Regions from separate parts of the Homo sapiens genome. Here all the other regions are linked to region 5. The links are chromatin loops, found by intact Hi-C in ENCODE. Cell type or tissue: K562. All regions are shown on one strand.

Region 1 (5,000 bases), 130 kb before region 5:
TTAGAGATGAGATTTCACTATGCTGTTGAGGCTGGTCTCCAAATCCTAGGCTTAAGCAATCCTCCTGCCTCAGCTTCCTGAGAACCTCTTGATTCTTTGTGTCATTAGTTTTAGAAAACTCTCCTGAGACAAAGTGTAAGGCCACAAAGAAGCTACTCAGTAAAGAGTGCTCTGCCTATTAAACAAAATAGCTTTATGTATGTAAAATATTTTGAAGACTGCTTGATTTTAAAAAACAAGGTTTGTGTCTTAATTCCAGTTGATTTTTATTTTTATTTCTTTTTAAAACCAATTTTCAACTCAGCTCACCATATTTCCAGCCCTAAACTTGACATTTTGTATGATACTAAGACCAATTTATTTGAGAACAGAGACTTTTAGTTTTGTTTTTTTATTTGTATCTTTTTTTTTTAAAAAAAACCATTTTCTTGAGCAATTAATAGAGAGGAAAATTTGTTTAATAAAGAAGAGGATGAGATAGAGGACTCTCTGTAACATGGCATCAGCATTCATTTAGCAAATATTTACTAAGCAACTGTGGTATGTAAGGCATTGTCCTAGATGGCAGGGACACATCAGCAAAAAATGCAAACAAACCAGAAGTCTCCACCCTTGTAGATCTTATTTTCTTGCTGGGGAGATGGAGAGTTAAGGAATAAATAAGTAAATTTTACAGAATGCTAGAAGATGGTAAATGCTATGGAGAAAAATAAAACATGAAAGGAGATAAGAGTGTCAAGTGTGGGTGGGTTGCAATAATAAACAGGACCATCAGGGAAAGCTATCCAGAGATAGGAATGTTTGAGCAAAGATTTAAAAGAGGTAAGAAAACAATTTACCTAAATATTTAGGGGAGGAGGTTTCCAAAGAGAGGAAACAGCAAGTGCAAAGCAATAAGGCAACAGAAGGCCAGGCAATGTGGCTCATGCCTGTAATCTCACCACTTTGGGAGGCTGAGGTGGAGGCTGACTTGAGCTCCCGAGTTCAAGACCAGCCTGGGCAACATAGTGAGACCCTGTCTCTACCAAAAAAAAAAAAAAAAGAAAGAAATGAGGCAAAGGAATTCCTGCAAGGCAGCCTGCATAGCTGAAGTAGTGATCCAGCAGCAGGGAATAGTAAGAGCCTGTCAAAGAGGGGATGGATGGGCCAGACCACATTGGCTCTGAATGCTTTTGTAACGTTTTTATGCTGAATAAAATGGGAAGCCATTACAGGATTTTGAAAAGAGAACTGATATGCTTTGACTTAACAGTGTAAGTACTTCACTCTGGCTGCTATCTTAAGAATTTTCTGTTTGGGAATAAGGATAGGAGGAGAGAGACTGATTAGAAAGTCATTATAATAATCCAGGGGTGCAAGGCTGCTTGTTTGAAAATAGTGAGAAGTGGTCAGATTCTGGATATATTCTGAACAGAGAGGCAACAAGATTTGCTCAGGGGTTGAATGTGATCTCTTAAGTAAAGAAAGCAATCCAGGATGACTCTGAGGTTTTTGACCTGAGCAACTGGAAGTATGTTGTTGCTATTTACCAGTGTGAGAAAGACAGTTTGAGGGAAAGATCAAGAGCTCCATTTGGACATGTCAAGTTGTGACATCCATCCTAGAGTACATGGCCAGTTGAGGGTTATGAGCCTAAAGGTCCAGGGAGAGATCTCTGCTGAAGATTTGGGATACATTTGAAGATTGTTGGCCTACCAGAGAGTATTTAAAATAACACAACTGGGTTAACAGAGAGTGCATGATAGGGAAGATACAGGACCAAGAACTGAGCCCCAGGACACTCTGATGTTAAGAAGCTGGGGCAAGAACAGAAGCCAGGACTTCAGACTGAGAACAACAGTGACCAGTCAGGGAGAAAAAAAAACCAGAGACACTTGTGATGGACTCCAAGTGAAGGAAGTGCTTCAGGAGGAAGGAGTGATCAGCTTTGGAAATGTTTCTGATAGGGTAACATGGGCACTGACTATTGGATTTAGATCTGTGAATTTATTTTTTGGATTAGAGTCAAAGTTTCTTTCCCTCTGGCTTCTGCTCATTGTATTTTTCAGTCGATCGTCCTGCTTTCTGAAGCCGGGTCTGAGTCATCCTGGAAATAGATGCTTATAAGTTCTGGCCTAGTGTCAGGTCATGTGTCTGTTTTCCCTGCCTCTTCAAATTCTAAAGCAACCAATTTCCTGATAGGGTTAGGTCAAAACCTCTTGTATGTATAGTGGGTGGTAACAGAGAAGAGGCCAAGAAGAATTGAATCTCATTCTCCCAGTGCATTTCCAATGTGATTTAGTGTACAGACTGTCAAAGAATATTATGCTTCAAGAGTAACAAGATAGGTGGCCCTTTGGTTCTTTTTTCAGGGAATATGAAAAACTGAAAAAGATGAAGAAATAAGGTATCACAGATTTGGAATTTAAATTATAAATTTGCACATCACGTCTTATGGCATTGGTATTTCAATACTCTATCTAGTCTTCTAGTTCATAAATCAAGAATTACAACACATTCCCAGAACAATGAAAATAGGTAAACTATGGCTAAAAAGCACTTTAAAGATTTGTAGCAACTTAGCAGTTCTCTAAAAATAAAATTTCCTCGGGAGAATAAAATGTTATTTCTATCACAGTGCAAACACCAGATAACTGAAATGTAATAAATCATTTATAAGCTGACTTAAAGAAAGCTTTTATATATTTTGATTAGAAAACAAGTTAAAGAGATGCAGTTCACAAGTTTATTGTATTTTTCTTTGTATACCAATTTTTCTAATTAAGACTTTACTTTGCATAGGTTTTTCATAAGAAAAAATAAATACATATTTCAGGAAGTATCTTTGAATTTTACAAATCTATTCTATACTGAAGATCCAATATCAGAATAAAAATTCCTGTTTTATTTACCTATTGCTACATAATAAATCACTTAAAATCTTAACAGCCTCAAACTACAATTTTATTATCTGTGTGATTTTGTTGGTTAAGTGGGCTCAGCTGGGTGTTTGAATGTATGCAGCAAAGTGGTTTTTCTGTTCCATGTGCTGTTGGCTAAGACTGTGGTCATCAGGATACTGGCTATGCTACAGTACAAGTCGGCTCACTCACATAGCTGGCAGTTGGTGCTGGCTCTTGCTGGGAACTCAGCTGAGGCGTTAGGGTGTCTTGGTTCCTCTGCATGGCCTCTCTATATGTTTTAGGATTCCTGTAGCAAGGGAGCTAAATTCTAAAAGGTTCAAAGTGGAAACTGTCAGTGTTCTTAAGGCCTGGGCTTGGAAGCATAGGAATGTCATTTCTGCTGTATTCTGTTGGTCAAAACCAGGCACCAGTTTAGCACAGATTCAAGAAAAGGAAATAATTTAGGAAATGGCCTAAGCACCCAAGAAGAAAAAAAATATTGAAGGCTATCTTTGGAGATTAGCTACCAGAATTTGTCCCCTGGCTTCAACAGTTAATGTTTCTACAATATGCAAAATATCCTCACCATTCCCTAAAATCCCAAAAGCCTTATTCCATCATGACAGAGCTCAAAGTCTAGCCATTGTCATTAAATCAGGTACAGTATAGATGGGGCTCCTCAGGTGCAGTTCCTTGGGTACCAAGAACCATAAACTAACAGATAAATTATCTGTCATCCATGTTCCTAACTTAAAATGTTAATATAGGATGGTACAACTATAATTGTTTAAAAAGGGATAAAGTAGGAAGTCCATAGAAGTCACCATTTCATAGCAACTCTGAAATCCAGCTATGCATAAGTTGTCATTTATTCTGATTTCAGGGATTGGGGAATATTCTTTGATTAGGGCAGTTCTACTCCCTGGGAGTGAATTCTGTGGTTCTTGGATGTACTTAGTCTTTGGACTCTTTATTTTGCCCTCTGAATCATATCTCCTTTTCCATAGAAATAACTACCATTTAGAGTTGTGTAGCTTTTTCAGCCTGCTTTCTACCCATAGGAGCTTGGGGGCCCAGATGCTTTTTAATTTTAAATTGTCTTTGTACTATTTGGTCCAAGCTTTTACAATTCTTTAAAAAATGATGTGGGTTTTCCATGTATCAAATTACAATCTCTATTAGAAAAAAACACCTACAAATTTCAAGCAGGCCTATCTCTACCTTGGGCTATGGGACATCTTAAAAATTCTTAGAAGCTCTTTTTTGTGTATGTGATAAACAGAGTATAAGAATAATGCCTTTATGGGGCTGGGCGTGGTGTCTCATGCCTGTAACCCTAGCACTTTGGGAGGCCAAAGCAGGCAGACCACTTGAGGCCAGGAGTTTGAGACTAGCCTGGCCAATATGATGAAACTCTGTCTCTACCAAAAATACAAAAATTAGTCAGGTGTGCTGGTGCATGCCTATAGTCCCGACTACTGGGGAGGCTGAGGCACGAGAATCACTTGACACTGGGAGGTGGAGGTTGAAGTGAGCTGAGATAGCACCATTGCACTCCAGCCTGGGTGAGAGAGTGAGATCCTGTCTCAAAAAAATTTAAAAAATAATAATAAAATAAATAAAAGATTCTTGGAGGCCCACTTTTTTAACTGAGAGAGTCTATGAGACTTGATCTTAAGATTCTTAGAAGTTCTTTTGTCTGGCTGGGAGCATCTAAAAGGTACTCCATTACATTTTTCTGAGATCTCAACACAGAATCTTACAACCACACCCCTGCACTAATCTTGGCTGTGAGGTGGTGTTTTCCTGGCAGTGCCCTGGCATTGCCTCTAGGTTTCAATTTACTTTGAGTATATTTTGTGACCTGGGAGTTTGAGAATGACAAAAAAATTTATTTTCCAAACCAGTGATTCTGGGATTGGAAATGTTTCCTCTATATGCTACTTGAAAACAGAACAACTTTTTCTTCAGTTCATCTATTTTTTTTCTTATCACACACAATTAAAAAACAACACTTGGCACTTTCAAAAAATGCCATCTGAAAATGTTCTTAGTTATATCTACAAGCCATCTTCCATACTATTGCAAGCAAAAATGTTGCCAAATGTTTTACGACTA
Region 2 (5,000 bases), 260 kb after region 5:
TAAAGCATGATCATTTGGAGTCTGTACTGAACGTCCTCAAGTGACTACCGAGGACTCTTCATGCTGATTGGGTGGTGCTTGAATGACACCCTGGCTTTTGTGAGCTCTAGAAATTATTCTGCTTACAAATCCGAGGTTGCTTGTTGTCTGAGGTCATGGAGTTTTACTCCTATGTGCACTGTCTAGTACTCAACAAAGACTCAAGGTGATTCCAGTAACAAATCTGCAGCTAGGTTTTTGTTTTGTTTTGTTTTTATAGTTCTCTCCTTTCTGTAACTCTGTCCTACAGCTTCAAAGGAATTCAGCCTCTCTGAACTCCAATTGCTGTCCTCAACTCCCTAAGACTGCTAGATTCTGTCTGGTTTCCCCTTCCATGTGGCCATGGTACAGAAATTTCCTCTAGGCAGGAAGCTAGGGAGGTTGTAGGGCTCACACTATTGTTTCCCTTTCCTCAGGGATAATAGTCCTGGGCTGCCTACTGCCTAAAGCCTAAAAATACTTTATTTTAGATATTTCATCCAGTTTCTGTGTTTATAGCAGGAGGTTAAGTCTGGTCCTTATTATTTCATTATGGCCAGAAGTACAATTTTCATATGAAGTTACTTTCAATTCTTTAAATTATTATATTTTTTACATTACTTCTTTCAACTATCTAATTCTTAAACATTTAGATCAATATACTCTCAAATTGCCATTATGTGTTTGAGTGTGTGTCTGTATGTGTGTGAGAGACAGAGGGAGAGAGAAAAGAGATACCAAGCATGCTACAGAAAGATATCATTTTTTATTTTCTTCTCTTCAACTTTCAGGTTTTGGCTTTTGAGTAGCAGACATTTTTCTTTAATAGTTATGTTTCTTTTCATGGGAATTATACAAAAAATAGCATCAAAGTGATAATTTCTGCCATTTTATTATCTAGAATGAAGCTAAGTAAAAGTGAATTTAAAGAAAAAGGATTAAATAAATCACAGTAAACATAAAAAACAAGGCAAAACCTTTGAAGATGGTAAGCTGGTGTATGGCTGACGGGTCTGGGGCCTCCTTTACATGGTAGAAGGACTAGATAAAATAAGAGCAGAGGAGAAAAACACTCAGCTATTCTGCGTCTGATCTAACATTTTATTTTTCTTCCCCTTGAAAATTTTGTCTTCCAAAGATGTATTCATATAATTGTTCTTCTGGGGGGATCCTTCTGCATTTGAGTTGACTAATGGAAGATACTTGCAGTGTTTGGAAGTCAACGATATGATGTTACTACCAACAACCACTTTAATCAGAAATAAACTAAGGAGCACTTAGTCCTGAACATCTCTTCTTCATCCATACTTTCCTCTTGACAGCTAAACACTTCTTCCATTTATTCAGAGAGAAAAAAAGACTGGGAGAAAAACTTAAAATAGAACTATTAAGATAGAAGAACAGAAAGTAAAATGAATGAGGACAATTTCTAACAGAAGGAAGCAGAGGGTTCAATTTAAAACCTGTATCTATTTTACAGTTGCCTATGCTGTGGTTGTGTTGGATTGCCAGAGTTTAGAAAGCAGACACTGTCCTTATGGATTAATTGGATGAACCACTTACTAGGGAGGAAAAGAACTGAATGTGTTCAGAATCTGTGACTACATTATTCTAAGCCTAGGTCTGTGTATCTGCCTCCCAGTGCCATATGGCAGAAGCATAGGTTGGTAATTTCCAGATTATTTAGTTCCAAACTTTTCCACAAAATGTGGTGATTTTATTTATTAACACTGAGAAGGAAGATATTCTGCAATATGATTAACAATGGTGGAGAAAAACTATAGAGATAGCTTGTTATAAATACAGTCAAAGCTCTGTAAATCTGTGGTTTTCTTGAGTTCCAAGGCTTTGAGACTAAGGCAGCAAAGATTTAAGTTGCAAGAAGCTCTGTTTTACTCTTTCTCTCTACATCTTCTCTACATCCCTCCTGATGCTACAATTTCCTCAGAGCTTGGGACTGTATGTAGAGTTATTTGACTGACCCTTTTAGCACACAGTAGTTGGGAGAAAACATCGTGTCAAATCATGCTGTGAGGGGATAAAAGGTAAATTCTGCCAGTTGGTTGTCGAATATCTTGTAAGAAAAACTGAATGCTTAGCCTTCTATATAGGACTGCCAATTAAATATTTAAATTAAAAAAATTAAAGATGAGCCAATCCTTCTAAATGGAAAAATACAATGATGCGTCACTAAAACACAATCCTGATGAAGTAATTTTCTATTCTTTTCCATAAGAGATAAGCACCTACTGAGATAAGTATAGGCTCCTACAAGTAGAAGAGCCTTGGAAAAGAACACAAATTAGAGGTTGTTGGAGAAGCAATGGCAGTGACTTTACTGTTTCTTCATATCTTCTTTTTTAAAAATACTGAAACTCACCCCCTCAAACAGGAACAGATAGCATTAAAGTTGATGTTGGCCACTGGGTGGCAGCGATGCCTCAGTAACATTATTTGAACAATGAGGACAGTTTGCCAAGCTTTCTCCATCTCCTCACCTCCAGATTCATAAGCACCATTTTCCATGCTTACAACTGTCACTAGTGGAATCATAAATTCTATTCATAGCTCCACTTATTTTCATCTTTTATTCCTAAGAGGAAGACATAACTTCTCTTAGGCTCTTTATGCTATCTATAATTTCTGGGACTTTTATTCAGAGTTTGTTTTGCTGGGATTTTTTTTTGACCTTTCACTCCATTTTCAGCTTTTTTCTTTCCACTTATGTCCTCTCCTTTATATACAATATGCCCAGAAATATTCTTAAAATTCTGCACAGCTAGGCATTAAGATCAATCTTGCCTGTTTCTCTTGGCTTTTTCTCCTCATCTCATCTTTCCTCTGTACCATAAGAAGACTTTCTCTGAGAGGAGAATGATGAACTATTTACTTTTAGTTCCCAGTTCCTAGATCTGCTAAATCACATCTTCTGCCCCCACAGAAGTAGAAAAAGAAAAACGCTATTGAGCATAAATCTCATGATTTTGTCTTCTTTGAACAGACATTTCTGTCAATTTGCCTTTAGGGATGTTGAGCTTTGAGAATTCTTTCACCCATTTATTTTCATTTTGTTTCTTCAGCTGGGGTCCGTATACAAGAGGACTTCTTTAGTGAGATGTCATGGCCAACATCCACTTAAAATATAAACTTAGTTAAAGCAACTGTACTTCTATGGGGAATCAGCACAAAATCACAGAAATAAAGCTGCAAGTTAACTTGGAAATAATGTTGCTCAAGCATCTGCAACGTTCTTAGAGGAAGGATCTATGTATGTATTCTCCAGAGCCTACAGGTGGAAAGGGAGGGCCTTGGTAGGGCTTTACTGAAATCAGAGTCTGACAGTGGGGTAAGGGAAAAGGCATAACCATCAATTATATTTTCCTCCCAGGAGGGAGTGTCTGCACAAGACATTGATGCTGGATCATGGTGGAGTGGTATGTGTAATGGCAGTACCTGCTGGTGAATCCCTCAGATAAGATATTTTAAGTTTCGTAGGTGGAGAGTACATAATTGCTTAGAGAGTCACTAGCCAGATGCTCATTTATCTAAAAAGTTGGTTCTTGGGAGGCATACATATGTTTCTTAAGATTTTATGTCTAGTTATGAGAGAACTCAGATTTCTGGAACAAATACTGCCCATCTGTACAATAGGGTTATTAAATATTTATTATTTATATTGCCATGGTAAGGAATAAGTAACATATGCAATTCACCCTGCATAGTATGTGATAAGAATTAAGGAATCAGTACATGTAACTTCCCTTCTCTCAGTAATAAACAACAAATGTCATAAGCATGGGCTTAGAGCAACATATTTGCATTAAAGTTCTGCTTACCCACTTACTGGCTTTATGTTTTTGACTTTTAAGTTTAGTTTTCTTCTCTGTAAAATGTAAATATAATAGCACTTACCTTACAGGCAAGGTGCTTTTTCAGGATTTATTGGCCATGTGTGCTATACAATAAATATGCGTTGAATTTAATCTATTACTATTACTAGAAAATATTTTGCAGTAAAATTAATGAAACAACTGGAAAGGCCAAATTAAGCTGGGCATTAGGACTGATTATTAAGCTGGGCAAGTGAAGAACTGTTTATTAAATGACTTAGGACACAATTGCATGATCTATATATTGTTTTCTTCTACAGAAGAAATGTATTTCTACAAAAACTTGAGAATGAAATAAAATAACTTTCTCTTGTTTTGCCAAGAGAAAAGTTATTTAAAAGGGTTGGGTGATAAAGGTAGCTAGATTTCATAGGATCATTGAATGTCTATTCTTAACAATCTTTTTCATTCTATTGCTATTTCAGATGCACTTAATTTCTGCCAAAATTTTGATTATTTTTTAAAAATTACAATAATAAGAACACTTATAACTAGAGACATATATTTTTCCTTAATTAAAAAAGAAGTCAGAAGCTAAGTTTGAGTTTCTAATCTTTAGCACTTAATAAATATATAAGTATACAAAAACCCCCAAGATTTGCAATAATAAGGAAAATATTCAATTAACACAGTAGTGCCTGAGTAGGATCACTGAATATCCAATCTGTGTTCAGGTCGTAACTTAAATACTTTGGTTGTAAAGGTAATTTCCTTACAGTAGTGACAAATTAAGCAATAAAAAATGATTTGGTGACAGAAGTGGCAAGGGCATTACCAACACACCCAATCTTCAAAAATTCAAAGAATGTAATTTTCTTATTTAGAAATAAAATATTAAAGTGGTATTGAACTCTAAGCATAAAGTATTTAGACACATCTGAAAACTAAATTTGTCTGTCTTCATGTTTTGTAGAACTCAATTATAATTCACTTCATTGTTATCATCTTCTCTAGAGAAATCAAAAATAAAATTCTGCCCTTACCTGCCCTCCTTGTGGTCACTGTACAGATTCAATTATAATACTTCAAAATACACTCTTGTGAATCAAATTGAGGAGGTCATATTGAACAGATATATGCGGTTTAAACTGT
Region 3 (5,000 bases), 75 kb before region 5:
TCTGTATTAGTTTCCTGGACTACCATGACAAAGTACCACAAACGTGGTGGTTTAAACTGCAGACATTTATTCTTTTACAGTTCTGGAGGTGAGAATTCTGAAATCAAGGTTTTGGTAGGAACATGTTCCCTCTGAATGCTGTAGAAAATAATCTGTTTCATGCTTCTTTTTTAGCTTCTGGTGGTTGCCAGCAATCCTTGGAATTATCTGGCCTATAGCTGCACTGTTCCAATTTTTGCCTTTTTGTCATGTGGCATTCTTCCCTGTGTCTACGTGCCTCCAATCTCACTCTTCTTAAAAGGACACCAGTCATTGGCTATGGGGCTCATCCTTACCCAGTATGACCTCATCTTAAACTGATTAGATCTACAAAATCTCTATTTTCAAATAAGGTCACATTCATAGGTATCAGGGATTTGGACTTCAACACATCTTTTTGCAGAACACGACTTAACCCATGAGCTCTCCAAGTGATTCTAATGTGTAGCCAGGTTTTGGGAGCTATAGGTCTAGACTCAGTGGTTCTGAAACTTGAGCAAGCATCACAATCACCTGTAGGACTTGGTAATATGTGGATTATTGGATCCCACTCCAAGATTCAGTAGGTCTGGGTTGGGCCCAAGAGTTTGCATTTTTCTAACAAGTTTGAAAACCACTGATCTAAGAAAAAGGAAAATGAAGTATATTTCTCATTCCCTTGGAGGAGCAGCATCTGCATCACCTGAGAACTTAGTGGAAATGCAGAATGTGAACAAGAAACTGCATTTCAACAAGATTTCCTGGTAATTTGAATGTTTGTTAAATTTTTAGAAGGACTCTTGCATAATTTTCAAAATAAAATTTTTCTTAAATGGCTTACCAAATGAGTTACTGGGGGAATAGATGAATAAAGGAATAAGAGAATGAATAATGAAATAGAGGCCCCAAGTGGGCCTTCCAAATCTATTGGTCAAGTTTTCTCAGCGACTGTGAAGACAGTGGCTTGTCATCATAGTGGTGGAATGGAAGTACCTTCCACAGCCAAGTGTTTTCCGCATGATTGGTCTGTTCCAGGCTCTAAAAAGTTCCATATTTTCCCTCTCCCTGCCCCATCCCAAATAATCTCATCTTAATATTTTGTGGCTTCACTATTAGCACTCTGTTGTTTGTGCCAAAGATTGAAATAGGAGGCAGGCTGGAATACAGAAAGAAACACAGTGCTCTGTAGATTTAGTGACGAACTGGCTCTGGGCCAAAGAGTAACAGGTAAGTTTCACAGTTGCAGCTGAAAAAGAAATGAAAGCTTTGAGAAAGCCTAGAGCCAAGTCAAAACATGCCATATATGATTTTCTTTTGGCAGATATACTGTAAAATAAGAGTAGACCAAATTCCCCAGGTAATAGTAATTGACCTATAAATGTCATTATTGATAGATTGTGTTTCTGGAAACATTGTTCTAGAGCTAAAGTGCTCATATGAACCTCCGAAAGGAATTTAGAATTAGGCTTTGAAAGTCTCTTTCTCTCTTTACTAATGATTTCAAGTTTCCTTTTGGAGGGTTGCACCTTTTCTTTTTTTCTAATTATTTATCTAAAAAAGTCACATACCCAAGCAGCCACAAACAGTAAGCCAAAGTTTTCTTGGAAAAAAAAATGTTGGTTTGGAAAAGGTTATTTGCTGTCATTTCTTCACGGGGCCATTCACTCCCACATCTAATTATTTGATAGGAAGATTGATAGAGTTCACATTAAGGTTAGCTTTTTTAAACCTGCCAATCTGAGGAAGAGTTGATACTACATTTTCATAAAACATTATTGTTGAGTGAGGCATTGCTATGGTTTCAATGTTTGTGTCCCCAAATTCATGTTGAAACTTAACTGAATTAAGAGGTTGGGCCTTTATGGAGGTGATTAGGCCATGACAGCTCTGCCTTCTGGATGGGATTAGTACCATTATAAAAGGGATTGAGGGAGTGAGTTCAGCCCCGTTTTGCCCTTCTACCTTCTGCTTCCTGCCACATGAGGACAGTATTCATCCGCTCCAGAGGACACAGCAACAAGGAGCCATCTTGGAAGCAGAAAGCAGCCCTTACCAGACACCAAACTTGTTAGCTCCTCGATCTTGGATTTCCTGGTGTCTAGAACTGTGAGGAATAAATATCTATTGTTTATAAATTACGCAGTCTGTGGTATTTCATTATTGCAGTGCAAATGGACTGAGGTGGGCATAGGCTGATTTTGGGGGCAATGCCATTCAGATGTTGCATCCTGCTATGTAGCTTGAGAAACAATCCTTTAATGTTCTGTTGCCTCCCCTTCCTCTTTTGTAAAATAAGATTAATAAAATGTTCAATCTCTCTCTCCTAGATGTCTATTCAATTTAAGTAGAACACGTCTCATAACTAGAAAAAAACTTCCCATATCTTTAGCCATGTAATACAGATACATTTCTGTAAACATCATTTTATTTTATTTTTATTTTATCCTATTTCTGTTACAAGCTTCAAAATCAGTTTCCACGTTCTAAATGCTCATTAGGCAAATAGCATTTTTGGTCATAAACCAGCCAGTTATACAAATTATTTGAGTTTTATAATAACTAACAAAATTAACAACTCTAGATCTCTCCTTATTTGTGCACAACAAAATATGTGCCTTATCCAAACCCAATATGAAAAATCCTCCTTCTCTCTCTCTCACATTCTCTGTTGTTAAATTGCTGAATCACTGTGTGTGGCAGCCAAGTTCAACTCTACTGGGCATGCCTGTTTGAGAATAGTCAGGGGCACCCAAGGTCCCTCTGCTATTTCTAGATAACAAGAACAGAAGAGCAGCCTGATGCCATACTCTAAACAGCTCTGTGTGTGTGTGTGTGTGTGTGTGTGTTTGTGTGTGTGTATTATTTCCCTACGTCTTATTAAAGCTGGCAGATACTCTGTATGTTTATACAAGTAATAGATTGTACAATTTGGGCATGATGGGGGGACCTTGAGAAATCATGTATTTCAACTTCAAATTATAGCATGACAAAATGTAGATAATCCTGGGCACGGTCAGAAGAGCTGGGTGCTGGCTCAGTGGCTCACTGAGGTGTACTCTAAATCACTTTCCAAGATTAATGTGAGGAATATTTTGATAATTAAGGTTTCTCTTTCTCTCACATTTAAAGATAAACTCACAGACTGCAGGATTAACTCTACTTTCTTTAGTTCTTATTGAGAACAGAAGTAATATTCTTTGAATAATGTTTTATTGATTTCCAGTGCTATTACTTAGCACCATTTTTCCCTTCCCTAAATTAAAAACAAATCACTTTCATCTATACTTGAAAACTTACTTTTATAATTCCTTAATTATTACTCATTAGAACTAGATGTTATTACATAGTAAAGGGTTGATGAACACTCAATAAAATTGTAGATTATTTTACAAATCAAGAGTGTTAGCTCTTCCAAGAGATGAATAAGTTTATGCTCTGGAAATGGCCTGTCTGCTTTTGATTGATTACTTTAGTAACAATGTGATTCCGAGCATGTCATGCAAATTCTCTGAGCATCAGTTTCTTCTGTTGTAATAAAAGAATAAGAAGGCTGGGCGTGGTGGCTCACGCCTGTAATCCCAGCACTTTAGGAGGCCGAGGCAGGCGGATCACAAGGTCAGGAGTTTGAGACCAGCCTGGCCAACATGGTGAAACCCCGTCTCTACTAAAAAAAATATACAAAAATTAGCTGGGCATGGTGGTGTGCGCCTGTAATCCCAGCTACTTGGGAACCTGAGGCGGGAGAATTGCTTGAACTCGGGAGGCAGAGGTTGCAGTAAGCTGAGATCGCGCCACTGCACTCCAGCCTGGGAGACAGAGCAAGACTCCATCTCAAAAAAAAAAAAAATAAAATAAGAAAAGTACCTACACTATAGCACTGTTGTGAGAATAAAGTGATATAAAATATATAAAGTTTTAATCATGGTGCCCTATATTTAGTAAGTGTGTGAATTTGAACTGGAAAACAGAGGCTATATGGTTTGTACAGTTTATTTGTATTGAAATACAGTGTAGTTAAATGCTTCTTAAAACACTTTTCAGCTGGGTTTTAAAGTCTGTTGATTATATAAAAGTTAAAAAAACATTTTATTTGTTATCATGGACTTTCAATCACACCTATTTAGGCCTACAATATTGGGTTTTATTTTAGTTGGTATTTGTTACTGACCAATCTTTTAAAATTATCTGTTACCATCTTCGAACCTTTTCAGTTTCACTAATATATAGTCAACCTTTCTCTAGACCTTGCAATTCTTAGTTTGCAAATATGATTACTTAAAAAAATTCCAGAAGATACTATCTGTAACAATGGAGTCCTTTCTTCTATTAATCCCCCCATTAACTTATATATGGAAAATGAACTTTTAACAGAGAAAGATAAAAAAAAGTGTTATAAGAATTTTAAAAATAATTTCAACTGTTATTATAGATTAAAAGGTAAATGTACAGGTTTGTTACATGGGTAAATTGCATGTCACTGAGGCTTGAAGTCCCACTGATCACACCACCCAGGCAGTAAGTATAGTACAGAACAGGTGGTTCTTTAACCCACATTCGCCTCCTTCCCTCCCCTGTCTAGGAGTCCCCAGTGTCTATTGCTCTCATCTTTATGTTCAAGCGTATTCAATGCTTAGCTTCCACTTACAAGTGAAAACATGTAGTTTTTGGTTTTCTCTTCTTGTGTTAGTTTACTTAGGATAATGGCCTCCAGCTGCATCCATGTTGCTGCAAAGGACATGATTTCATTCTTTTCATGGCTGTGTAGTATTCCATTGTGTATATGTGCCACATTTTCTTATGTAATCCACTGTTAATGGGCACCTAGATTGATTCCATGTTTTTACGATTGTGAATAGTGCTGCACGAACATATGAGTGCATGTATCTCTTTGACAGAATGAATTATTTTCCTTTGGGTCTATACCCAGTAATGGGATTGCTAGGTCAATCCGTAGTTCTATTTTAAGTTCTTTGAGAAATATC
Region 4 (5,000 bases), 120 kb after region 5:
AATCAAACTGATTGCCATCTGCACTGTTATAGAGACTTAACTCATATTAATTCAAAGAAAAGTAAGTGGTTTATTTTTTTTAAATTCTCAAATGTGTACATTGTTGAGGAAACAAACATTTACTGCATGTCTCCCTAGTGCAAGAATTTTCCAGAAACAAGAAAGAAACGGTGACTGCCTTTGTAGTTTATGCTCTAGCTGGAAGAGACATACAAAACAAAGAAAGAAAGAAAAAGAAAGAAAGAAAGAAAGAAAGAAAGAAAGAAAGAAAGAAAGAAAGAAAGAAAGAAAGGAAGGAAGGAAGGAAGGAAGGAAGGAAGGAAGGAAGGAAGGAAGGAAGGGAAAGGAAGGGAGGAAAGAAAGGAAGAACAGAAAGAGAAAGAAAGAAACAGGTAAATTACATTGTGGGGACTGGCATGAAGAATATGGAACAGAACTCATCTTCCTCTACTTCTTTCTCTTCCCTTCCCTTCTGGACATTTCAGCCCTAAAACTATTCTATGGAGCAGAGCAATGTAGGGGGAGAAGGAGTTTGATCATTTAGTGTAGATTATCAGAGCCGGAACAGGGTGAGAACACCTGCAGTACAGAGGGACGGTGGCGACTGGAGACTGGTTACATATAGGAGAATTAATCATGTAAGAAAATACACTAGAAACCATAGAAGCCAGATTTCTCACCTCTGGAAAACCGAGTTACAATTAATAGAAAATGGGACAACTAGAATGAATCATGTACAACTGGATTGGAATGAAAACATGGCTTTCAATGTATTTGCAGATAAGTATAGAAATAAATAGGTAAATAGAAATATATTTTAGTAATATATAACAAATATATCTAATATCTAATATAGTTTTATATATAATACATAATTATATATTATGTGATTATATGATATATATAATTATATATTTTCTATATATTCCTTGGCTCTTTCCACTGAGAAGGCTCAAGCACCAATACCACAATAGCAATAAGCACTCTTGAAGCCCAGATTTTGGATTCTAAATACAATTTTCTGCCAAAAGAAAAGTCTCTTTGAAAAGATGGCTAATTCCAGGGCCTGGGTAGGGAAAGTACAAGATGAGTCCGGAGCATCTTATTGTGCCAGAAATCAAAGAGAGACTCAAATGATGATGATAATATCTCAAAAGGGAAAATAAGTCAGCTTGAAGAGGCTCCTAATAGCCAAATCTGGGACAATTGCAGCATCAAAATAAATAGTGATAGTAATGGGTGAAAACGTGTTAAATAAAATAGAGAACCATTCATTGATACAGATATAAATCAATAAATGAAAAAACTGGAAATTCAACAAGGAAAATGATATTTATACTTTCAAAGTACCTCTCCCCAAAATCCTTACAAATTACAAGGGGAAATGAGTGACTTTATAGTGAAGAAGCCCGGCAGACACCACCTTCATCAAGTGATCAAAGTGAACATCGCTTATAAACAGCAGAATCCAACCCATCTGCCACCTGAGAGGATGCAATGAGAGGAACACAGCAGCATTTCTGTGATATTTCTGCCAATTATGCATAATTCAATCTAATCATAGGGAAATATCATGCAAACCCAAACTGAGGGACATTCTACAAAATAACTGGCCTATAATCTTAAAGAATATGGTCATGAAAGTCAGGGAAAGAGTTAGAAACTTTTCCGATCAAAAAGACTACAGACAACTAAATACATTGCATGACTTTGAACTGCATCTATTTGTTATAAAAGATATTATTGGGACAATGTGAATAGAGCCAAACAATTAAATGGTAGTAATGTATTAATTTTAATTTTCTGAGGTTACTTGTATTGTGATTATTTAGAAGACCGTCTATGTTTGTAGAAAATACGCACTAAAATCACAGGAAATGGTTGGGTCATCATGTCACAGTCTTACTCTCAAGTAGTTCAAGGATAAATTCCTTTCTACAGTATTACCTCTTCTGTAAGTTTTTAATTGTTTCAAAGTAAAGCATTTGTAGAAATTTAATACGATAGATTAATATCATACTGCACATGGGCAACTCCTCTATTTGTGTTGTCCAGAAAATATTCTCTGAAGAGTTGACATTTCAAGCTGAGAGCTGAAAAATGTGTCAGTCATTCAAAGACCTGGATGAAGAGGGTTCCAGGAAGAAGGACCAGCTGGTGCAGAGGCCTTAGACATGAAGGAGTTTAATGAATTCCAAGACTAGAAAAATAAAAGTGTCCAATGTAGCTGGAGGCCTGGGAGGAGTGATGAAGAATGCATAGACAGGCTCTCAGGAATGGCCACACTGGTGATGATAAAAAGTTTAGAAGTTTATTGAGGTGCTAAGGAAAACCAGTGAAAGATATTAGCAAGGGAGTAATATGAACTCATTTATATTTTTAAAAACCACTTGGCAGAGAAAGGGGGCAAGAATGAATATAAAAGAGATAAATTTAAAGGCTATTTGCAGTAGTAGTAAAAGATGGAGAAAAATGTCAGATATATTTTGCAAGTAGAAGTGATAGGATTTTCAGATGAATTGAATGAGGATGTTAAAGAAGAGAAAAACAAAGGGTAATGAGAGCAGCTGTTCCTTATTTAGAATTTGCTGTGTGCCAGGCTGCCTCTAATCACTTCACACACATTTATTAACTCATTTAACCCTCATAACAATCCTATGGGACAAGTACTATTGTTAGCCCCATTTAAGCTTACTAAGGCATGAAAATGTTAAGTGACAAGACTAAAGTCACACAGACAGTAGGTGGCAGAGCTGTGATTTGAATCTATAAACTGCATACTTAACCACACAGTATATACATTTTTCTTTCTAAATCAACTTTTTGAGATATAATTTACATATAATGCAACACTTGTAAGTGTACAGTTCAATGAGTTTTAACAAATTATGAAACTGTGTAACTACCACCACAATCAAGACACAGAAAATATACATCACCTAAGAGTTTCTCCTGTAAACTTTTAGACTTAATTCTCCCCACTTTGCCCCTGATCCCTTCAGCTCCAAACACTAGCCAGTTCTGAATTTATTGATTTATTTAGAGACTGAGTCTCGCTCTTGTTGCCCGGGCTGGAGTGCAATGGCCTGATCTCCACTTAAGGGAGGAGACCACCTCTCATATTATCTTATGCCCAATTTCTGCCTCCAAAGAAAGAAAAAGTAAAAACTAAAAGGCAGAAATGAAATCCGCAAGCAGACAGCCCAGCGCCACACCCTGGGCCTGGTAGTTAAAGATCGACCCCTGACCTAATCAGTTATTTTATCTACAGATTACAGACATTGTATAGAAAAGCACTGTGAAAATCCCTATCCTATTTTGTTCCGATCTAATTATCGGTGCTTGCAGCCCCCAGTCACGTACCCCCTGCTTGCTCAATCGATGACGACCCTCTCATGCGCACCCCCTTAGAGTTGTGAGCCCTTAAAAGGGACAGGAATTGCTCACTCGGGGAGCTGGGCTCTTGAGACAGGAGTCTTGCCGATGCCCCCAGCCGAATAAACCCCTTCCTTCTTTAACTCGGTGTCTGAGGAGTTTTGTCTGCGGCTCGTCCTGCTACACACTCACTGCAACCTCCGCCTCCTGGTTCAAGCAATTCTCCTGCCTCAGCCTCCCAAGTAGCTGAGATTACAGGCACCTGCCACCACACCCGGTTAATTTTTTGTATTTTTAGTAGAGACGGGGTTTTGCCATGCTAGGCTGGTCTCGAACTCCTGACCTCATGATTCGCCTGCTTCAGCCTCTCAAAGTGCTGGGATTAAGGGCATGAGCCACCACTCCCAGCCTGGTATTTCATGTAAATGGAATTATACAAGTACATACTTTTTGTGTCTGGTGTCTTTCCCTTAGCTTAAATTAGTTAATTAATTAATTTATGAGACAGAGTCTCTCTCTGTTGCCCAGGCTGGAGTGCAGTGGGGCAATCTCGGTTCACTGCAACCTCCGCCTCCCGGATTCAAGCGATTCTTCTGCCTCAGCCTCCTGAGTAGCTGGGACTACAGGCCTGCACCACCACTCCCAGCTAATTTTTTTGTATTTTTAGTACAGACGGGGTTTCAGCATAGTGACCATGCTGGTCTCAAACGCCTGAGCTGGTGATCCACCTGGCCTTGACCTCCCAAAGTGCTGGGATTACAGGCATGAGCCACCGTGCCTGGCAGCTTAAATGTTTTTAAGCCTCAACCATGTTGTTACATGAATCTAGAGCTTGTTTATTTTACTGTAGCATGCTATTCCATTGTATGGCTATAACAAAATTCACTATCCATTTACTAATTGATGAATATTTGGACTTTTTACAGTATTTGGTTATTTTGAATAAAGCTGCCAGAAACATTGGTGTACAAGTCTTTTCATATAACTTTTTTTATGAAAAAAATTTGAGTACAAATCTTTTCATAAAACTTTTTAAAATTACATTTTGAATAAATGTAAGCCTGGGAATAGAATTGCTAGGTCATATGTTCCATTTTTCAAGAAACTGCTAAACAGTTTTCCAAAGTTGTATCATTTTACATTCTCATCAATAATGTATGAGAATTCCTCTTGCTCCCATCTTTGTCAACATTTGCTATTGTCAATCTTTTTTAACTTTACCTATTCTAGTATATATATAATTTATATTTTTGTGATGGCTAATAATGTTTAGCATTTTTAATGTCATTATTGGCCATTCATATATTATCTTTTAAAACTGTTTACTTTCCCTACACTTACTTTTTTTCTTTTTGTCTTATTATGTAGGTATTGTGAATATTTTTTCCCCATCTGTGTCTGAGAGCATTTTTGTTTTCTTAATTGTGTCTTTTGAGGACCAAAAGTTTTTAATTTTGGTTAAGTTCAATTAACATTACTTTTTTTCTAATAGCTAATGCTTTTTGTTGTCCTAAAAAATTTGCTTACCTCAAGGTTGCAAATATTTTCTTCTATGTTTTCTTTAGAAGACAGTTTTAGCTTTTATCTTGGGTCTATGATTCATACCTAGTTAGTTCTGTGTAAGG
Region 5 (5,000 bases):
GTGAACACTTGTCCTGGAACACAAACAAAGTCCTAAGGCATTGCACAGCAGTGGGGCAAGTAAATGCTCTTTATCACAAGATGTCTAAGAGAGCTCATGGTGTTTACAAGGAAAATACATGCACTTTAATTATTTTGAATGCATTTTACCAGTACGATAATATATGCAGGCTTTCCCCATCAAACATTTAGCACCCAATATATAATGAGACCTTTTCCAGAAATAACTGGAAAACAATCACTTTTCAGGCTTTTAAATTCATTAGCTTTACTTGTCTATTCAATGCCCTAAAGAAACTCAGTCAACTATCATCTATGCTTATAAGACACTGAAAAAAACACCCCGCTCAGAGATCCATTGATCTGATGCCGGATGAACTGATGAGTTTAGTGTTTTGTTATATACCATGCTAGATATTTCTGAGAATATAGATTTTTTATTCCTACTGTGGATTTTAAAAAAACAATAAAGGCTAGATAAACCACAAACTCAAGTTGCAGGGGGCTAGTTTTCTTAGAGAAATTACTAATATCAAAAACAGCCCCAGTACTCATGTGCACACACACTTTAAACAGAAAAGCCTGCACATTTTAAAGGCAAAAGAGAAAGTAAATGTTTAACTAGGTAGTATTGTTTTATTATACATACTTCTAGTCAGAAGGAAGAGAGACTGTGAAAGCAAACCCAAACAAGCTAAGTGTGGATGTGGGCATTTCTACTTCTATTATTTTTTTAACTCACTATTTTCTTGGTTTGATTTTTTTCTAAACTAGAAAGTTAAAGAGGGGAAAAGTACTTGATTCTGTTAAGCATCCTACCATATTACAACAGAGAGGTGTTTGGAGATTCTTGTGCCTTCACAGGCTTGTATCTCCATTCTGCTTGAACTCAGGTAAAATATTGAGGGTCATGTCTTCACTCTTGGATTGCAAATTTGCCTCACTTCTTCTAGAAGCTTTCCTTGTGGCTCGGGAGAGTCTCCTTCTGAAAGTATCTCCCGCCAAGAAATAGAGAATGGGGTCCACACAACTGTTGAGACTTGCTAGACCTCTTGTCACCTGATACGTGGCATAAACCCTGTCATTGAAAGCACACATTGCTGGGGTCTGAAAATCAAGCCGGGCCCTCAAGTTCATCGTTTTCATCACATGGAAAGGGATGTAAGACACAGCAAAAACAGTCAGTACAATGATTACCAGGTAAATCGATTTTCTCCTCAGAGGAGAGTTGTCCAGATCTTTGTAAATCAAAGCTCTCACAATTAATCCGTAACAGCCCAGAATCAGCACCAAGGGGACACAGAACATGGCCACGGTCGTGCACATGCTGTAGATGAAATAACTTCGCAGGTACTCGTCTGAGGTGGTGTCGTAACAGGTGATGGTTTTGTTTTTGCGGACCCCGGTACCTGAGTAGAAGAGGATGGGGGAGATCGCCACCACCACAATGAGCCACACCAGCACGCTGATACAGATCGCATTCTTCTTTTTGAGCCGGCCCAGGGACTTGAGGGGGTACACCACACCGCTGTACCGGTGGGCACTGATGCATGTCAGAAACAAGATGCTGCCATAGAGGTTCACATGAAAGATGAACCTCTGCAGTTTACACATGGCATCCCCGAAGATCCAGTCTGTTTTATTGAAGTAGTAGAAGATCAGGGCTGGCAGAGTCAGCACGTACAAGAAGTCGGCCAGAGCCAAATTGAACATGTACACGGAGATGCCGCTCCAGGGCTTCATGTGGAAGACGAACATCCAGATGGCCACGCTGTTGCCCAGGAAGCCGATGATGAATACCAAGATGTAGACAGCCGGCAGGTAGTAAAACTGGAAGCCCGTCTTGGTCAAGGCGCATTTGAACGACGAGGAGACGGCGGCAGTGGAGGCGACCGTGCTGTTCCCCCAGGACGAACCCGGACCGGCCAGGAAGGCAGCGTCCGTCCCGTTGGGGACAGCCGGCCACAGCACCTCGGTCATTCTCTCCTCCTCGACTTAGGCGGCGGCTCCGAGGGGTAGGAGGCGGCGAGAGGGCAGCGGCGGCCAGGGGCGCAGCAAGCATCGGAAAAGCCAGCGAGCGGAAGGGAGCAGGCGAACTGGATCCCCGCGGGAGGGGGCGCGCAGGGGCTCGCCCACGCCAGCTCTGGCCCCGCGTTCGCCGCGGGCCATGAAATCCGCCCCGGGCCGCCACCGAACTGGGCTATCGGGCAAGCCAGCAACTTCTCCGTCCGCTGGCAACGCCGAGCTTACACAACAGGGCGCGCAGGGAACCGCCGCGGATAACTTTCCGACTGCGCTTTCCCGAGGGGCCGCGGGTCCGCGCTGCAGAGCGCGCCAGAGGCGCAGCGAGGTCAAGGGAAACTCGCTCTGCAGGGCTCTAGCTTGGGGAGGCTGCTCCCCAGCCTCCTTGGCTCAAAGATCAACTTAATTGGGGGCATCTTCCTCCTCCCTACCTTAGAAACGTGCAGCTCAGTTTCGGGGCGTCTAACCGCTTCCTCCGCCCACCCTGAGCTCAGCTCCTGGCAGCCATCGGAGCGCGCGTGGCCGCAGACTCGTGCGCTTCTGCAGCGCGTCCCGTTCGGCGTCCGCGTAGTTCAGGAACCCCTTCCCCAGGCCCAGCTCTGTCCGGAGTGCCGGGGTTAGGCGGGAGAGCGGAGCTCCCTAGAGGGTGGGCGGAGTTTGGGCACCGGGGCGAGTCCGCACTCCGCGGGGAGGCGAGGGGCGTGCCTCCGCCGAGCTCGCCCAGCAGCCAGCCCGCGTCCTCCAGGGCGCAGTGGGAAGCAGGAGGCGTCTTCTGGGGAGCAGGTCTCCGCCGAGGCCGAGTGTGTTCAGCCTCTGCCGGCACGCTGCTACCGGAGTCGGCGGCGAGGGAGAGGGGTGCGCTCCAAGGTGGCTGCTGGCAGGCGATTGGCCCGCGAGCGCTCCTTCCCTCTTCCGCCAGCTATCTCGGCAAAGTGAAGTTGCTGACACACAGGAAACCCTTCCGACCGCTTAGAGCCTTCTGCCTACAACCCCAGAGCCGACCAGTCCGTAGCAGGAGCCTCTAGGGCCCTCGAGAACCACGCCAGGTGTTTTCAAGCTCCAAGCAGCCAGGAGTCCCTAGCTGGGAACGCCTGTCATTGCAGAGCGTCTAGCTTTGCCGGGACCGGATTTCTGGCACATGCAGGAACCTGCTATTCCAAGAGGGCGCGAGCCTCCAAAGGAATGAGGGTTGGGAGAGGAGTGGAGAACTCTGTTTCGCCCTTCTTACCTTTTTTTTTCTTTTTTTTAAATTCTAGTACTGTTTTTTCTTAATTACCCAAATGCTAATAAACCCACGTCATTAATAACATCAACGTGAGAATTTCCAAAATAGTCTTGTGAAGATATTACTAGTCCATATTGCACATTGCTTCAGCTCAAATTTGTCGTCATAGATACTTAACACCTATCAGACAAGACAAGCTCCCCAAATCCTCCTGTTCAGTACATTTAAAGATCAGAAGCTACAATGAAAAAAAAAAATTCGAAATTTATCCCTTTGAAAGTAATTTGAATGCCAAATGCAATACATTTATATTGATAGACGTAAAAGACGGTTATAATTCCAAAGTGACTAAGGTATGGTTTTGGTAGGGGGTGGCGGGGGGAGGGGGGTATTTCCAATTCTATTTCTTTAAGTTAAAGTGATTAGTTACAATTACCTCTAGTATCTTAAAAATACAGACTTGGGACTTCCTTAATTACTACATTTACTGACAAACTCGTTTTCTTGCCTTGAATGTAAATTTTAAGCAATGCACTTCAAAAATGTATTTGAGCAAGTTTAATTGGAAACTAAATGAAATATTAGCTGTTCAGGAACATATATAAATGGACCCGCACAAGAATGGAATCTAGCACTTCTTGACAAGTTACTAGTTAATGTATTTTTACATGACACATTAACAAAAGCTTTTCTCTTAGAGGAAAAAAAATCCAAAAAGAAAATATCTGTAAAATATATAACATCAAGATTTCTTTCTGGTCCCAGATGCTACATGATAGTGTTCCCTTAAAAAATAAAGGAAAACCACGAGCTCCTGGCTTTGATACCACAAAGGAAAATATCCCCCACAAGATCCAGATGGTTCTTTAGAGGAACACATATAGGAAGGAGCATATCTTAGCACATGGTATGAATACACTGGGTTTTGAATTGTAGTCAATTGAACAGCATAAAAATTAATAATAAAACAAGAGTAAATAATTCAAGTAAACAGTGTGAATGAGGTTGTCTTGAAAAGTCTTACTTTTTGTGTTTCCTTCCAATCTCCTGATTATATGAGTCTATGATTCTGAGCCTTAACATGAAACATTTGTGTATTGTTTGATTAGTATGGTCCTAGGTGGGATGATTGTCTATTAAGAGAGAAAAGGAAGCAAAGAAAACCATTAAGGGTTCCAGGGGTACTCAATAGGTCTTAAGTCCTCACTCCTTTGCATTTTTTATTTGCAACCTAGGCAATATCTGACTTCACTCAGAAGTTTGTTGCAAATGCATTAACTCATAATGTGAGTGTTTTGAAATGTACACTTAGTCCAGATACCATTAAGTACTTGCAGAAAACTGACACCTTACTAGGAATTGGGGGATAGTTGTTTTAAGTGCACCACAGACTTTTTAAAAAATGATGTTAAAAAATAAATTTTGGGCTGGGCGCTGTGGCTCACGCCTGTAATCCCAACACTTTAGGAGGCCGAGGTGGGCAGATCACGAGGTCAGGAGATGGAGACCATCCTGGCTAACACGGTGAAACCCCCTCTGTACTAAAAATACAAAAAATTAGCCGGGTGTGGTGGCGGGCACCTGTAGTCCCAGCTACTCGGGAGGCTGAGGCAGAAGAATGGTGTGAACACAGAAGGCGGAGCTTGCAGTGAGCTGAGATCGAGCCACTGCACTCCAGCCTGGGCGACAGAGTGAGACTCCGTCTCAAAATAAATAAATAAATAAATAAATAAATAAACAAACTTTGTAAGCAT

Evidence for each region. Peaks named below come from ENCODE experiments on the same cell type or tissue, not always from the same donor. Only the 100,000 strongest peaks of a DNase experiment are listed, where the experiment ranks them.
Region 1: it touches region 5 in a loop (2.6-fold over the local background); 8 of 110 quality-filtered maps call a loop at or near these places.
Region 2: it touches region 5 in a loop (3-fold over the local background); 4 of 110 quality-filtered maps call a loop at or near these places.
Region 3: a loop joins it to region 5, with 2.0 times the contacts of the local background. A loop is called at or near these places in 4 of 110 quality-filtered maps.
Region 4: a loop joins it to region 5, with 2.4 times the contacts of the local background. A loop is called at or near these places in 3 of 110 quality-filtered maps.

Annotation. Positions count from the first base shown.
Region 1 is chr3:152,965,674-152,970,673 of GRCh38, reverse strand. No RefSeq gene overlaps it. Among named protein-coding and RNA genes, the nearest start is that of P2RY1, 130 kb to the right of the region's middle. In K562, no CTCF peak of the experiment used is centred here; a DNase peak (open chromatin) is centred at 2,133.
Region 2 is chr3:152,572,102-152,577,101 of GRCh38, reverse strand. No RefSeq gene overlaps it. Among named protein-coding and RNA genes, the nearest start is that of P2RY1, 260 kb to the left of the region's middle. RefSeq lists a silencer at 2,435-2,514. In K562, a CTCF peak has its summit at 2,439 (motif pointing right); a DNase peak (open chromatin) is centred at 2,441.
Region 3 is chr3:152,907,420-152,912,419 of GRCh38, reverse strand. No RefSeq gene overlaps it. Among named protein-coding and RNA genes, the nearest start is that of P2RY1, 75 kb to the right of the region's middle. In K562, a CTCF peak has its summit at 2,003; a DNase peak (open chromatin) is centred at 2,749.
Region 4 is chr3:152,711,928-152,716,927 of GRCh38, reverse strand. No RefSeq gene overlaps it. Among named protein-coding and RNA genes, the nearest start is that of P2RY1, 120 kb to the left of the region's middle. In K562, a CTCF peak has its summit at 2,763 (motif pointing right); no DNase peak of the experiment used is centred here.
Region 5 is chr3:152,832,762-152,837,761 of GRCh38, reverse strand. P2RY1 (purinergic receptor P2Y1) reads right to left here and starts at 2,631. Exons shown (of 1, transcript NM_002563.5): 1 at 1-2,631. The coding sequence starts at 1,979. The coding sequence ends at 858. RefSeq lists silencers at 1,668-1,962, 2,675-2,724 and an enhancer at 2,395-2,494. In K562, a CTCF peak has its summit at 2,311; DNase peaks (open chromatin) are centred at 2,171, 2,831 and 2,941; H3K4me3 peaks cover 3,610 bases.